Regions from separate parts of the Homo sapiens genome. Here region 2 is linked to region 1. Evidence: chromatin loops called from intact Hi-C (ENCODE). Cell type or tissue: mammary epithelial cell. All regions are shown on one strand.

Region 1 (8,000 bases):
CAGTGAAGAGCCAGCCTCTAGATGCTGGAAGGCCCAAGGAACAGGTTCTCCCCTGGAGCCTACAGAAGGAACCAGTCCTCGGAACACCTTCATTTCAGCCCAGTAACACTGGATTTGAGACTCCCCACCTCCAGACCTATCAGGGAATAGATCTGTGTTACTGTAAACCATTAAGTTCATGTTGATTTTTTACAGCAGCAATAGGAAACTAAAACACAGGACTTGTAGTCATACAAAGAAGAGTTGAATTAAATCGGCAGTGACTTGACCCCACAAACCCAGGGCACCAGGACATGTCAGAGAAGAGAGAAAATGTGACAGCGTTCATTAATGAAGAGTTAAACCTCACCAATAAAATTTAAAGCAGAAGAACGCCAAATGGTTTGACTGGATTATATCACTGAGAATCAGCAATCATCTACAGTGCAGGAAATTAACATGTGAGTGCCCATGATGCACCCAACACCACCCTAGGCTCAACACCTGCATATAACGCATTACTCCAGAGACACCTACACACATGCCCATGTGTGAAAAAGAAAGTAACTAAGTATATACCAAGAGGGCAGAGACTTTTGTCCCATTCATTCACTGCTATATCTTTAGCACCTAGGACGATGCTTGGCACATAGTAGATACTCAATTAATACTTAGTGAATTAATGAACATCTGGAGATAAACCTTGATAATCTATTGGTGAATAACATCTAAGTCATCCAGTAGATAATGTTTCTTCTGAAAGGTTATGTGACCAACCAGACCCTACAGATTTTGAGAAAACATCCTCCTCATAATTGCACTTTGTTTTAGCCATGAAGTCCAATATGCAATAGAAATAGAAAAACAAAAATTTCAGAAAGAATACCAGTGAAATCAGGTTATACGGCAGTATGTTAGCTTCGTGTTCCTACTGTGCTTAAGGGAAGCATTAATTTCCTCAATAATTTTTCTCCTTGGCTTAGTGCTGAAATGGCACAAAATAGGTGGAGGTCTGATTCTGATTTACTATTAATGCCACAAGCATTTCAAGAATAAAATATCTACAAGCAGATTTGGAAGCCCCTTAATTAAATAAAATTTTAGAGGCACTTGAAATATTCCAAAATTAAGAGGTAAAGGGGAAGGCAATGTCATACTCTGACTGATGAGGATGAAGTAAAAGCAGTGGCTAAACTGAGGCAGGTCACACATTTCCAAGAGGACTCTGTGTCAGGTGCGCCTTGATGCTGAGTCCCATTATTCTTTTTTCTTCTGCTAAAAATGGACCCAGGTTGGAATTAAGTAGCTGCAGACCTTGAGCTAATGGCTAATACAAAGGAAAATAAACATCTACCCATTCTTTCAAAGACTTGTTCTCTGAGCATGTACCCTGTGCCAGGCCAGGTGCTGGATCCTGGAGAGAGAAAAGCAATTGTTACTAGTTACTGGACATTTTCTTTGTACCAAGTAGCCATGCTACAAATGGAGGTATGGTCCTATTACTGTCAACCTCATTTGCACAATGAAGAAACTAAGGCTTAGAGAGTTTTCCTAACTCTCCCAAGTTCTTGTGGCTGTGCTTGGCAAAGTAAGAATCTGAATTCAGGTACATGTAACTCCAGGGCCCACATCCTTAGGTACAAATGTCCAAGTGCCTCTGCCCCATAGAGGCCCAGCATCTGAGCTTTGCCAATCACTAAATGCCGTTATAAGGTAAGACCCCAACACTCACATGTACACACACACGGTAGTCTGGGAATGAATCAGGAGACAAAGTTCTCCAGAGAGCTATCTGCCATAGGAACACAAATTGTTTAAAATCTTCTAGAATACTGGTTCTCACACTTTCACATACATCATAATCATCTACAGGGCTTGTTTAAAATCAGGCCCCACCCCTAGAGCTTCTCACTGAGTAAGTCGGGGGTGGGGACCAACATTTGCACTGCTAACAAGTCCCCATGTTATGCTAATGCCACTGATCCAGGAACTACACTTTTGAGAACCACTGATCTATTAATCTGCAACATCACCTCTGTCAGAGCAAGGATTCTTTTTTGTTCACTGTATCTAGAACAATCTACTTGGCACATAATAGGTATTCAGAAAATATTTGCTGAATGAATCAATCTGCTTTGTATTTGAAAAACAGATAACCGGATTTATTAGAATTGTGTGTAAACTAAGTAGATTCTTACTGTGGCCTAGGAAAACATTTCATGATTAAGGGCTTAAGCACCTTAAAGAATACTGTGGCATATCCTTTGGCCTCTCAGAGGCCTTATGTCAACGTATGGGTACTGTTAACACCACCTTTCTCAACCTCGGTGGTATGGCATATTGGAAGGACCATGGAATCAGAGCTTACCCTGCACTTGCTGAATATAGACTCGATATAGCTACTCTATATGGCCAGGTGTCCTGGGATAGGTTCCAAACCTAGTGGATCAGAAATAACATATGAAGGCAAGGCACAGTGGCTCATGCCTGTAATCCTAGCACTTTGGGAGGCCAAGGTGGGCAGATCACTTGAGTCCAGAAGTTCTAGACCAGCCTGGGCAACATGGTGAAACCCCATCTGTACAAAAAAATACAAAAATTAACCAGGTGTGGTGGCAGACACCTGTAGCCCCAGTTACCTGGGAGGCTGAGGTGGGAGGACTGCTTGAACCTGGGGGTCAGAGGTTGCAATGAGCTGAGACTGCACCACTATACTCCAGCCTGGGTGACAGAGTGGGAGGGACCCTGTCTTTAAAAAAACAAAAAGCAGAATGACATATGAAGTGTTCAGCTACATGTCTAGTGAGTAAGAAGTTCTAAGTGGTAGCTATGATTAACTTAATCACAAACATACGTTTGTCAAGGTCATCAGAGAAATCTTGTTCTTCAGCAAACAGTCATTCACTTAAATAATATTCAACAAATATTTACTGAGCATGCCACTGACTGTGGGGCACATGTGGTTCTCTGATGCCACGCTGACTAATAGGTTAAAAACAAAAATCTCCATCCTAAATTTCTTGCCACCCCAAAAAGCTTGTTCTTCTAAAAACCTTTTGAGGAAAAGCCCAAAAGAGCATTCTGGAAGAGCTTAGGGACAAGAATCAACAAGAGTTATGTAAACAGGTGAAGCCAGGTGTTCCTCCTCTCTGAGGAGACACGAAGAGAGTTGAGTCAACAATCCTACTCGCTCTTGGGCCAAGCAGTCGCCACACAAGCGGTTCTCCTCGCCAGGGTGAGTGCATCAGAAGAGAGGCTGCACTGTTCAGGAGCCACAGCAAGGAGGGTCCATCCCCGGCTCTCTCTTAAGTTCTTGGCACAGGGGCAGGCGCTTTCCATGTGCCCTAAGAGCCTGTGTCTGTGTCTTCCTGTCTCCTTACCGGAAAAACTAAAGGCAACACATCTTGTAAAGTGCCCCTCCCTCCCGAAAACACTTCAGTGAAAGTTAGTATCTACTGTGTATATATTTGCATCAAGTTATACCGTTAAGAAAACTAAAATTACGAGTAAAGGAATTAGAGAGCAGAAAGTAACCTTTACAATTTCATAATCCTGTGTTCATTCATAATGTAAAAGACTTAGAAAGGTACCCATTTGGACTCTTGGGAATAGGAAAATCCCAAAACCATAGTTTACTATTTTCAAAGGAGTTTCAATATGGGCAAAAATCAAGAATACTGTTCTTCAGGCTAAGTTTATATCCTGAAATATGCTTCTTGTAAGAAATAATTTTAAAATGTGGAATCTAAAATTAAGCAAAAATAACATACAGTATGTTCAGCTTTGAAATTTGCCGGGACTCAGCCAAGTTTACCATAAACAGAAGGCAGAATTGTCTATTTTTAACTTTACAGCCCTTGGGTGATTAAAATTTTGAGCCATAATAAACAACTTTTTTCTTCTTTGCAACATAATTTCTCATTTGAAATTGCAGTCTTTTTAGTTGTTTAGGAGATATGGATTGAGCACTTCATGTTTTTAAATTCTTTCTTAAATGGAAATTTCTTGCAGAGACTAAATGCATGCATTAGCATGCCAAAAGCACAATTTTTTTTTTTTAAGGAAAGAAAAGGAAAAAAAACTCACTAAGGCCCAAAACTGAATTGCCTTCTCTTCTTTCTATTTTAACTGTTTACCAATTAGCACCTTTGGCCAGCTGCATTTTAGGAGAACATAGTAACAGATCCGCCATTCTGTTCCTGTAAGTAGAATGGCCGCAAACACCTCACCATCACGGGGGCAGATTATTGGGCAATTTGGCATGTTTGCATACCTATTATGTCAGCAGAAACTGTATCTTCCCACCAGGAAAGACAGTTGCATATGCAATAAACCAATAGCCTTTGACATGTCAGTTAATTACATCAGTTAGCCACTATCTCCTGAGCATGATCGCTGTGTTAATGAAACTATTTTGGTGTGGAAATGAAACAGGTCAAGACAAGTAGATCAGGAAATAGAAGGGATTTAGGGTCATATAGAAAGTCAATGTGCTGAGTCACACAGAACTTAACCTTGGCCTTCAGAAAGGATATAAAATTTTTCCCTCTGCTGTGAGTAATGTTAGTATTCCTTTTTCTTGGCATCACTTCGTGCTAAATAGCTCAAAACTCTTTAGAAATTATCAAGTTTAACAGTATTGCCTCCCCTTCAAGGGCTGTTAACAATCGAGTTATTGGAGATAAACCAAAGACCAGTATTATAGGCGCTGACTTTAAAAGACATGGTTTTTTTTCCCCCTGAGTAAAGGGGACCAGTCAAAGATGATGCCCGGTTTCTGGTTTGGACGACAGGGTTAAGAATGGTGACAGCTACTTGTTTTGAAACAAGATGAGCAGATGTATTGGAAAAACAGATCAGATATTGCAAGGAGATGTTAACTTGGGTTTCTGTTGTTTTTTTCATGCTGAGCAGGGGTTTGAGGCTCTAGAGAAGGACTTAACTCCTTCTTCGATCTTGTAGCACATCAGAGACTATCCCACCCCTACTTTCACCAGACACTTAAATATTTAAGCTTGTTACTGAGGTCATTCTAAGAAATCTCTTCTTCAATTTTACAGACATGCCTTCTTCAACTGCCCGTCACATAATATGATTTCCCAATTCATTGGCATCGAGTCTCCATTCTGTTGGCGTTCCTCTTAGCATTCTGTGCCCAAAACTGGGCAAAAAAAAAAAAAAAAAAAAAAACCCAGCTGTGGTTAGACCACAGCCCAACTACAGCACCAGCTTTTTGAATGGCAATGTCACACTGCTGGCCCCTGTTAATCTTGTGGTCACCATACACTCTTGGGTTAGCTGTCAAATTAGGGTTTCTCCACCCTGCTTTTGTATAATGAAGTTTCTAATCCTAAATGCAGGATGCCCCATTCTGAGCCTGTTTGTATTTAACAGAAAATAGGGATTTTCGTCCCATTTTTATCTTACCAATTCACTCCCCAACTGTGCCAGAATGCCCAGAGGTAATAGCCTTTTGGAAGGAGCTTTCCCATGCTACATTCCAGCAGGGTAAAACAATCTGAAAATGTTCTTGCCCCTTTTATCACTGAGTTCTCCATATCCCAGGCTATTTTATAAATAGAATTTTTCCCTACAGAAAATATGTAAAGCCATTGCGAAGAGAAAACTTTTCTACACATAGAAAACATGATAATTTCTCATTAGTTTTGGAACAATACAGGTCTACTCTAAGTTGTTTCTTATTCTGGAGTACAAAATTTGCATTTTATAATGTAAATTGGGACACTGTATACTAGCTTTCTCCTACCCATTGCCTCCCCCCGCCCCCGCCCGCCAAAAAAAAAAAAAATACAGCCAGATATTTACCAACATCCTGGAGGCAGTAAACAATTTCGGTTTTTCTGCAGGCAGTAGCATGGAATGTTGATTGCATTTACTTAGCTATCAGTATGTAACAAGCTGTAGAGCCTTCAGGCCAGGGGTACAGAAAAGTGTAAAGGAAGGAGCTATGTTAAAACAAAATGTATATGGGCCAATTTTCAGTACTTATCTCAGCCTTGCAGCCCTACTGCCTGCCTGTCTCAGGGTCATACAAGGATTTAGAGTTTAGGGGGTGAGTGGTCTCATGGCATTTAACTCTTTGGATATTCCTCTCATCATTTATTGGGTATCATTCGAGTTTGGTGGAGCCCAATGTCTGGATTTCTACCAGGTCATGCATCTGCAGGAAGAGCTATTCTTCCACTGAGTTTTCAAAACATCCTGCTAATTTGACCCATTAGCAGATACCAACTTTTTTTTTTTTTTTTTTTTTTTTGGTAAATTCCCTAAGTATAGAAAACAATGTTATACCTCCGTGGGAGATGGCAGGAAAAATATGCTTAGCCTGATGCTTATCAACTTTAAAACTTAATAGTTCAGCTCATGACATAGTCTTTTAAAGAAGAATGGGAATACATCTGTCGGGGTGTAATTTAGGTAGCAGTGCCTGAAGGCAGGAGGAAAGACAAGATCACTTCCCAATAACTGTACATGTTCATGAACAATGCCACCACAGCAGGCACCAGTGACTCAGAATCGAGACAAGAGAGAATATTATGAAATCTCATAGTTAGGAAATGCTGATCTGTATCAGCTACTAACTCCCCAGACTAGCTTTCGGCAAAGTTACCTTCTTTCTCTACTTTCTGATCCGCAAAATAGATGCCCAGAAATCCCTCGGGTGAAAGATGATCTCTTTGAATAGCACCAACCTGGATTAAGAGTCGGCTACAGGCCCATTTGCTCGGCTGCACCAGCAAGCTGCACGGAGCCCCTCAGCAAAGCCTGCCCGGACCAGTAGCCTAAGATACTTGTACCTCAGTTACCTAATAATGGGATCTACATGGGGAGTTCCGGACTATCCTCTGCATGTTTTTTCCTCCACTTTTATCCTCAGAGTAACCAAATGTGTTAAGAATTATTTCTGTTTTACAGATTAAGAAATCAAGCCCAGAGAGTTTTGTTCTTTTGTTTTGTTTGAGACAGTCTTGCTCTGTTGCCCAGGCTGGAGTGCAGTGACGTGATCTTAGCTCACTGCAACCTCCGCCTCCCGGGTTCAAGCAGTTCTTGTGCTTCAGTCTCCCAAGTAGCTGGGATTACAGGCACCCAGTTAATTTTTGTATTTTTAGCAGAGATGAGGTTTCACCATGTTGGCCAGGCTGGTCTCGATCTCCTGGCTTCAAGTGATCTGCCTACCTCGGCCTCCCAAAGTGCTGGGGTTACAGGCATGAGCCACTGCGCCCAGCCCCAGTGAATTTAAAATGACTAATTCTAGCCAGGCACGGTGGCTCACACCCGTAATAGTAGCACTTTGGGAGGCCGAGGTGGGCGGACGACTTGAGGCCAGGAGTTCGAGACCAGCATGGCCAACATGGTGAAACCATGTCTCTACTAAAGATACAAAAAATTAGTCTGAGTGCAGTAGCACATGCCTGTAATCCCAGCTACTTGGGAGGCTGAGGAGGGAGATTTCTGGAACCCAGGAAGCGGAGGTTGCAGTGAGCTGAGATTGTACCACCGCACTCCAGCCTGGGAAACAGAGTAAGATCTTGTCTCAATAATAAATAAATAAATAAATAAATAAATAAACAAACAAACAAATAAAATGACTAATTCTTTATCAGAAAGTGAGAAACCAGGATTTACCACAAATCTGTCCGGCAACAAAGATTCTTTCTACCTCTAAGGGTGGTGGGGTCAAAGATTCTTTCTACCTCTAAGGGTGGTGGGGTAAAACCACTGTATTTTGAAAATAACTTTGGCCAGAGCAGTGGCTCATGCCTGTAATTCCAATACTTTGGGAAGCTAAGGCAGGAGCATCACTTGAGTCTGGTGGTTTGCAACCAGCCTGGGCAACATGGTGAGACCCTATCTTTACAAAAAATACAAAAATTAGCCCTACGTGGTGGCGTGTGCCTGTAGTCCCAGCTACCTAGGAGGCTGAGGTGGGAGGATCAATTGAGCCTGGGAGGTCAAGGCTGCAGCGAGCCATTATCTCACCAATGTACTCCAGCATGGGT
Region 2 (8,000 bases), 86 kb after region 1:
CTTGCTTAATGACCAACAAAGGCTTATTTGTTAGTTTTCATATGTTCATATTTTAATTTAAACATTTTGGTATCACTTTTGTAGCTATAAGTCAGAATCACATCAAACTCTGAGGCCCTGGAATGTGAGTCTTTAAGAAAAAAGACAGTGGAAGTTTTGGTGCCTGGGAGACAGTATGGGTTTCCTTTGAGTTGGTAGGTAGGCCGCCTTTCTGTGGACCTAGATGTTGACCTACTTCCATTTGTCTCTTCTGTAATGGCTGAATTAAAATATCCGGCTGGGGTGGTGGCTCACACCTATAATCTCAGCACTTTGGGAGGCCGAGGTGGGTGGATCACCTGAGGTCAGGAGTTCAAGACCAGCCTGGCCAACATGGTGAAACCCTGTCTCTTCTAAAACTACAAATATTAGCTATGTGGTGATGGGCGCCTGTAATTCCAGCTCCTCATGAGGCTGAGGCATGGCTATAATTTCTCCTAAAAAGGAGTATTTTTTCACATCATGGACAATGCAGGCCTACTTTATCAAGTTGAAACCAGGAATCACTTGAACCCAGGAGGTGGAAGTTGCAGTAAGCCAAGATTGTGCCATTGCACTCCAGCCTGGGTGACAGAGCGAGACCTCTCTCAAAAAAAAAACAAAAAAAAACTCATCAAGTTATGGTAACATGAAAGTTGTACAGTTTTACAAATTATGAGTTGTGAAACAGTACCCCAAACACAGGACCGATTAAGTATGTTTTAAATGTTGGAGAAAATGAGGTTGTTGGTGGTGAGTTCATTTGGGCTCATTTTCACTATTTTAGAAGCACATTTTTAAAAAAAGCTGTCTTTTGGCCAGGCACAGTGGCTTACGCCTGTAATCCAGGCACTTTGGGAGGCTGAGGTGGGCAGATCACTTGAGGTCAGGAGTTCGAGACCAGCCTGGCCAACATGGTAAAACCCTGTCTCTACTAAAAATACAAAAATTAGCTGGGCATGATGGCACATGCTTGTAATCCCAATTACTTGGGAGGCTGAGGTAGGAGGATTGCTTGAACCCAGGAGGCAGAGGTTGCAGTGAGCTGAGACTGCACCACTGCCCTCCAGCCTGGGCGACAGAATGAGACTCAGTCAAAAAAAAAAAAAAAGCTATATTTCAACTATGTTGTAATAGCTTACTCCACTGGGTATATATTCACATTTAACTGAGATGGATTTTCACTGTGTTGCTACATCTAGCTTTTTAATTTCTCCTAAAAAGGAGTATTTTTTCATATCATGGACAATGCGGGCCAACTTTATCAAATACATTAAGGTCATCAGTTTGGCCTCTTTCCAATCTCTCCCTTCTGTTCAAGAAAAATGGGGTCCTCTTGCCCCTGGTATCTGCAGGTTGGGATTTCATATAACAATGAGGACTGCAGAACTAACTGGGAGGGATGGATCACCCTCTTTCTTTCTTCTTGGCAGTTACTCATTTGCAATCCGCTCTGCACTAAACCCTTTAAGGCTACATATAAACTTTGGGAAAGTTACATCACTGTAAACAAAGATATGCTGCTTAAGTTATTATTATGCAATACTGTGTCATTACTCACACATTCACACTGCAATTATCTTCCCAATTTGACAAATACCACTATGGCTCTGTAGTCAGCTTCAAGAGAGGTAAAAACCTAGGATAAATATGTCAATGCCATCTTTATGAATGGAAAAGTTTTCCCACCCCCTCAAAAAACATTCAGGTTTTGTCCTGCAAACAAAGTTGGGTGGCACAGCTGACCCTCAAGTCTTTGGAATCCCACTTTTTAAATGTAAATTATGTCTGGTGTGATCCATATGCTCAGCTACAGAAAATAGCAATTCAATAATAAATATATGAAAGTAAAATTCTGTATGTGTTTTTAAATAAACTCACAGGCATCAACACACATTTCTAGAAATTAATTTGTAAATTAGCCACCTTCCTCCAAAAATTAAAAAAAAAACAACTGTCTGTAACTATTGAGTTGTGTCTGCCCCAGGTGATCTCTACCAGATCTGGTAAAGAGATTGCCTCCTGCTGCTGTTCAGCCACTGCATGGGTTGGTGTTTAAGAAGACAAATCAAACATATTCTGGACATATATTTATTAAAAATTTGATAACTAGACAAAAAGTATCAGTTTTAAAAGAAAAAAATTGGTAACTACTGTCAGAAGAAAAAAGCGAGTGAAAACAAATGACCGGCACAAGTGCCTATGACAATTTCTCTCCCTGGACTGTTGCAGAGCTGACGAGGTGGAGGTGGGTGAGGGAGGGAGGGACAGAGGTAAGAAACAGATTAAAAGTGTCACTTCCGGCCAGGCGCTGTGGCTCACGCCTGTAATCCCAACACTTTGGGAGGCCGAGGCGAGTGGATCACCTGAGGTCAGGAGTTCGCGACCAGCCTGACCCACATGGTGAAACCCCGTCTCTACTAAAGTTAGCCAGACGTGGTGGCCGGCGCCTGTGATCTCAGCTACTCGGGAGGCTGAGGCAGGAGAATCGCTTGTACCCGGGAGGCGAGGTTGCAGTGAGCCGAGATCGCGCCATTGCAGTCCAGCCTGGGCGACAAGAGCGAAACTCCGTCTAAAAAAAAAAAAAAAAAAGTGTCACCTCCCCATCTGCAAAGGTCTGGCCTCCTGAAAGCTCAGGAAACGGTGGTGGCCATTTTCATTTTTTTTTTAAGGGAATAAAGGGGAAATAAAACAGAAAAGGTATATTTCCCTTCTTGCGCCAACAGCTCGGCTCCTCTCCACAAATAAAAAATATATTTTTTTAAAAAATCACAGGCACAAAACCCAATCCACACGCATCCTGTGAGGCTTCTGCTGTCAACTCGATTCCATTTGGCGAGTTGCACTAAAGGAGATAGATCTTGAAAAATCAACCCGTGCTCGCGCCCCCGCGCCTCCGCTGCCGCAGCCGCCGCAGCCGCCGCAGTGGCCACAAAATTAGCGGCTCCGAGGACATTTTTGCCGCAGTGCACGTCCGCCGTAACCACCGAGCACTCGGGTGAATAATGGAAGTACAGTGTGGAGACAATCAAGTTGATTTATCACGCAAAACAATTCTCTGCTTCAGCCAGTTCTTGGTCCTGTCACTTTAAATCACAAACGCGCGCATACACAGATCCATAGGCGCCCACACATGCACGGTACACGTGTGTGTGAGAGTGTGTGTGTGCGCGCGCGTGTGTGTGTGCGCGCGCGCGCGTCAGAGCCAAGTGGAATGATTCCAGATTGCTTCACGTATATGAAGCGGGGGGGAAGCGCCCGTCACCCCAACCCCCTACCCCAACCTTTTGCAGCCTGGACAAGTGGTCTGTAATGCAGCTTGGCGCAAAATAAAGTCTGAACAAAACTAGACTGTGAGACTAGCACGTCCTAGAGTGGAATTGACTGAGGTTAACGCAGAGTCTGTAAAGACTCTACAGACTCGGATCATTTGCAAGCAAACTAAAATTCCCTTTTTTAAAAAAGAAAAAAAATCATTAATTGGGTTCCGATCTAAAATACTGCTCTTAAAATGCGCTCACATGTTGAAGACTGAGATTGCAAGTTCTCGAGTAAACATCTGGTGAAGACATTCCAGGAACACATCTGAAAGGAAGAAAGGAGTAAGACAGCCCCTTCTTTATGTATCTTGGGCCAAAAAAGGGTTGTTAAAACTTTTTTTAAAGTGTGCTGTTAGTCTAAATACTTTTTATCAACTCTAAGGAGCAATCTGGTTTGGGGGAAGTAGACTGAACTGAGTGAACTGGAAATACGGAGTCCTGGGTTCCTTGTAAGCTCTGGCAAGTCTTTCTTTTTCTGTGCCCCCAACCCCCACCCCACCCTTTCCTCATCTGTAGAATTGCAGAGGGTAAATGATGTGGTTTCTAAAGTCTTTTTTTGCACAGACAATCCATGATTCTATTTAAGAGGGAATAATGATGGGGGAGGGGGTTAATGTGGAGAGAAAAAGAGGTCATATTCCTCAGGTGGCATCTGTTTAAACTGAAGGTGATGAAAGTGATGAGTCCAGTATGCATGCGTCCTTAACAATCAAGATTGTCTGTATTAACAGCTGTTATTGTCCTAGCTCTGCAATACATACAGTGTATGAGTGCTCTTTGAGAATGACAATTTAATCATATATTTTCTGGGGGAGGGGAAAAAGACCATTTTCAAGGACCAACCAAAAGGATATGGGGAATGGAACAATTTTCAATGTTCTTGTTTATTTATGATCTGTATATAAAATGCATTGAATCACTTGGATAGCTTATGGAAAGTAACTTTTCAGTGGGTAAGAGTTCTTCTATGCCAGGTTGGCTGTCTAGATGTACCAAATTAATGGGATTAATTACTTCCTGTCTACTTTTTTCAGAAAACAGCTCCAAGCAGGATCACATGCAGAGATCACTGTTCAAAACCCCTCTTGTCTGTGTAGTCAGTGGTCAAGAGCACAGGTGCTGCAGCCAAACAACTAGCTAGTTTTAACATGCACAGGCTAAGTAGTAGTAGGCAAATTACTTAGTTTATTTGTGCCTCAGTTTCCTACATTTATTAAATGGAGATTAAAACAGCAACTAATTCATAGGGCTGTTGTCAGAATTAAATGAGTTATCATATTAAAGTGCTTAGAGCAGAGCATGGCACATGTAGCAAACAGCTCAATGAATCTTAGAGGTTATTATTACTCCAATGTAAACACAGGGAAAGCAAGGTCAGATATAATAGGGGGATCTTTGAACTGCTCCTGGATTTCCACTGAGGCCTCTAAGCAGTTTATTTTATCTGGCTTTTATGATGTCAGTGTGAAGCAAGGAGCTCAGCAGTCTTTATTATTATTAAGAATAGGCCAGAACATTCCCTACCAAATCTGTTCCCATACATGGAATAGTTAAGCAACTATGGAGAATTCTCCACTTGACCAGATCAATGCTAATATGTAATGTTGGCTGTATATGTTAAGTGCATACTTATTAATGTGTGACTATCCAGGTGGCAGGAAGCCAAGGTTTCCTTTGGAGAGAAGTTTTCCAAGCCATGTTCCTGTTGCAATGCTTTCTTTCCTACACAACTTGTTACCTCAGGCCTAGTCTGTCACTGAATTATGAAGAAGTATAAACAATCCCAGGACTCAGGTATGCTCCCTTTGTGTCATTATTAGTTTAAACTGAAAGAAGGCCATCCTGAATTTCTCTTTCTCTTAAGGACCCCCAGAGTGCTGACTTGAACAAGGCTTTAGGAAGGGTCAAAGGAAGGAAATGCTTAAGGGAGCAATTCTGCTAGTGTTTGCAATTTGGGATTGGAGGCAAGCTGCAGTTAAACTTTATAGAGGAAGCAGAGATTAGGTGTTTCCAGAACAAGGTAGGCGCTGGCAGGCTGAGGTCATTGCTTGTTGGAAAGTAATGCCCCACTTCTTTCCTCCTTGCACTCTGCGAAGCCCCAGGTGCAGTAACTGTTTTACCAGGGGCCGGCAGAGAGACCGCCCCGTCGAGGGCAGGCAGGCCTGGGACGCCCAGTGTGGCATGGGACGCCAAGTTTAGTGGGTTGCAAGACCCGGGGTAAAGTTCTCCATTAGTAGAAAGCATCTTGCTGAGAGCGCCGAGAGAAACATTCATTCATTCCAAGCGCTGGGCGTGAGCGTAGGACTCCACTTGATCAATCTTACACAATTTTCAAAATAATGAATAAAAATAGAAGAGGGTGTGCTACCTTCTCCTCCACCTGCCTGTCTCCCCCTTGCTCGCTTGTGGGGCCAGGGTGAGACTTTTTAGCAGGCAAGAACTCCCCACCCCATCTTCACTATCACACTCGCACACACCCCTTCGAAAGAGGCGCTGTATCAGAAGGGAAATCTAAGGTACTCATACTTCAAAAAATTTCGGGAGCCCAAATCTGGCGGGCTTCATTTCTCGTCTGCAGCAACCTGGCACCCAGAAGTCGCGGGCGCTTGGCCTCGGAGCTCCTCCCGAGACCTCCTGCGTCCGGGTGGGGACACAGTGATTACTGTCCCTGGCAGCCCGCGGACTTTCCCAGTTTCAGAGCTTTTAGGGGAATTTGAGAGCAAATAAATTCAATTCTGCTCTCCATCGCCACCCACCCGGACCACGGGGATCTTCCACTGCAGGCCCTGAGAGGGACTGGAGTGAGGGCGGGTGCAGGGACCGAGCCTGAGGCGCAGGAGCTGCTCGGCAAGGTCACGACCGCGAGGCTGCAGGAGGCGGCTGTGGAGCGCTGCAACCGGGCGCCGCCCTCTGGCTCGGTGGCTGACCCCGCGCCGCGCCCCCTTATCTGTCGCCCGCCTGGCACATCCCAAGGGGAAGGAGGGGGCGACGCGGCAGAACCGATCCTTACTTTCGTGGTGGCAGCTGAAACCCGCCGGGCTCCTGGGCGAGTTGTCCTGGATCAGATGCCCAACACAACTGAACTTTAAATAAACGGGTTTCCTGCGCTGCCCCCTCTCCCTAACGGCGACCTGTGAGAAACCTTTGTCGCCTTCCCTTTGCGTCTTTGAGCCCCGGGAACCTAGCCCGGACGGCCTCGTTCTCCACATTAATTCGTGGTCCACCAGTTCAGCAGCCTGTCCTCTCAGCTTCTTCTAGGGTGGCTTATAATGAAGGTAGCAAGTTCAATGTTTTCTTGTTTTTTTTTTTTTTCCTCCTGGAGGGAGGATTATGTGAATTTAAAATCTCCTAGGCATTCAAAACCAAAACCAAAACCAACCAAACAAAAACAAAAAACAAACATAAACCAAAAACAACAACAGCAACAAAAATACTGTCTTCACTTAAGTGGATAGCGGAGTCAATCCAAGCCTTCCTTGGGCTAGTCTTGCTCAGACAGTGGAGTTCCTGAATCTTTCAGGAAAACAGAGCCCCTTTCACCCACTTCTGGAGGGGGACTTAATAAGACTGCAATATATTACCATGTTTAAAACGTTTTGCAGAAGCAAGATTGCCTAAAAACGACCTGCTGGCGATACACGGGAAAGCAAATCCGCTTACAGAGAGGGCCCGATCTGGAGGAAGAGGGGAGAAGGCAGGACCCAGCCCCAATTAAAACCCAGCACTTTCCAATTTTCGAAACACAGCACTCAATGCTGTGGGGCTACAGGATGGAGTGGTGACGGCCCCTGGAGCTGACAGGTTGCAGACCTTCCGGGCTGTTCTTTACTGCTTACTGGAAGTCTTCAGACTTCTTTTGGAGTAACCGTTCCCCTTTTGTGTTTTGTGGGCATGTGTTTGCACCCTGAATGAAGCTTGTCCCCACACTTGAAGTGGATAGCTCTTGTTCTTTAACTGGCAGTGAGTGGCCCTAGAGTGGGAATGTTAGTGCCAGTGCAGACTAAGGTGTGTGTTTGTGCCTGGTTTGTTGTCTCGGGGAAACCACCACCTTAATTGTTTTGTGCTCAAGGTGCCTGTGTTTTTAAAGTGAACTCAAGGGAAAAACTGCAGAGTTTGCAAGTTTTGTGATTCCTCAGGCCAGGAGAGCCTGTGAAGGTCTCGGATCCCGGTATCTCTGGGGCGAAAATCATTAAAAGTATTTTGTGGAGAAAGCATAGCTTCCCAGCTTCATGAGGATAAGGCTGCTTTCTGTAAACCTTCAAACCACAGTGCACCAAGCCTCTACCCTCAACCCCTCTTCGAGAACAGAAATGCACTCCAAGCATTTCTGGTCTTCTTGTGGTTACCATGCCATTATGTAGCACCACCTGAAACTATCTCTTTGAATACTGATTCCAACTTTTACAAAGTTTCTTGCCCTTTTTTGCACCCTGATAAGTTGTACTTGTCCTATGTGTAATGCAAGCTTGCCTCTGAGCCCTTGACCTGCTGTCAACCCCGGAATAGGGAGTATTCTAAAGGTTACATTTTCGTCTTAAGGGATAAAAATGTTGCTTTCATCCTGTTTACCGAGGGTGCCCAGTACAAAGTGGGCAAAGTGGTAGGAAATGCGGTCTCTGGGCTTTGCCAGTGTCGGGAGGATAGTTCCAGCATATTAGTCCC

The links. Peaks named below come from ENCODE experiments on the same cell type or tissue, not always from the same donor. Only the 100,000 strongest peaks of a DNase experiment are listed, where the experiment ranks them.
Region 2: it touches region 1 in a loop (9-fold over the local background); 8 of 110 quality-filtered maps call a loop at or near these places.

What each region holds. Positions count from the first base shown.
Region 1 is chr1:61,138,135-61,146,134 of GRCh38, reverse strand. All of the region lies in intron 2 of NFIA (nuclear factor I A), which reads right to left. Among named protein-coding and RNA genes, the nearest start is that of NFIA, 60 kb to the right of the region's middle. RefSeq lists a cis regulatory region at 4,471-4,481 and an enhancer at 4,404-4,548. In mammary epithelial cell, no CTCF peak of the experiment used is centred here; DNase peaks (open chromatin) are centred at 4,354 and 6,524; H3K4me3 peaks cover 173 bases; H3K27ac peaks cover 2,845 bases.
Region 2 is chr1:61,052,235-61,060,234 of GRCh38, reverse strand. No RefSeq gene overlaps it. Among named protein-coding and RNA genes, the nearest start is that of NFIA, 26 kb to the left of the region's middle. RefSeq lists an enhancer at 5,003-5,876. In mammary epithelial cell, no CTCF peak of the experiment used is centred here; a DNase peak (open chromatin) is centred at 3,134; H3K4me3 peaks cover 1,256 bases; H3K27ac peaks cover 556 bases.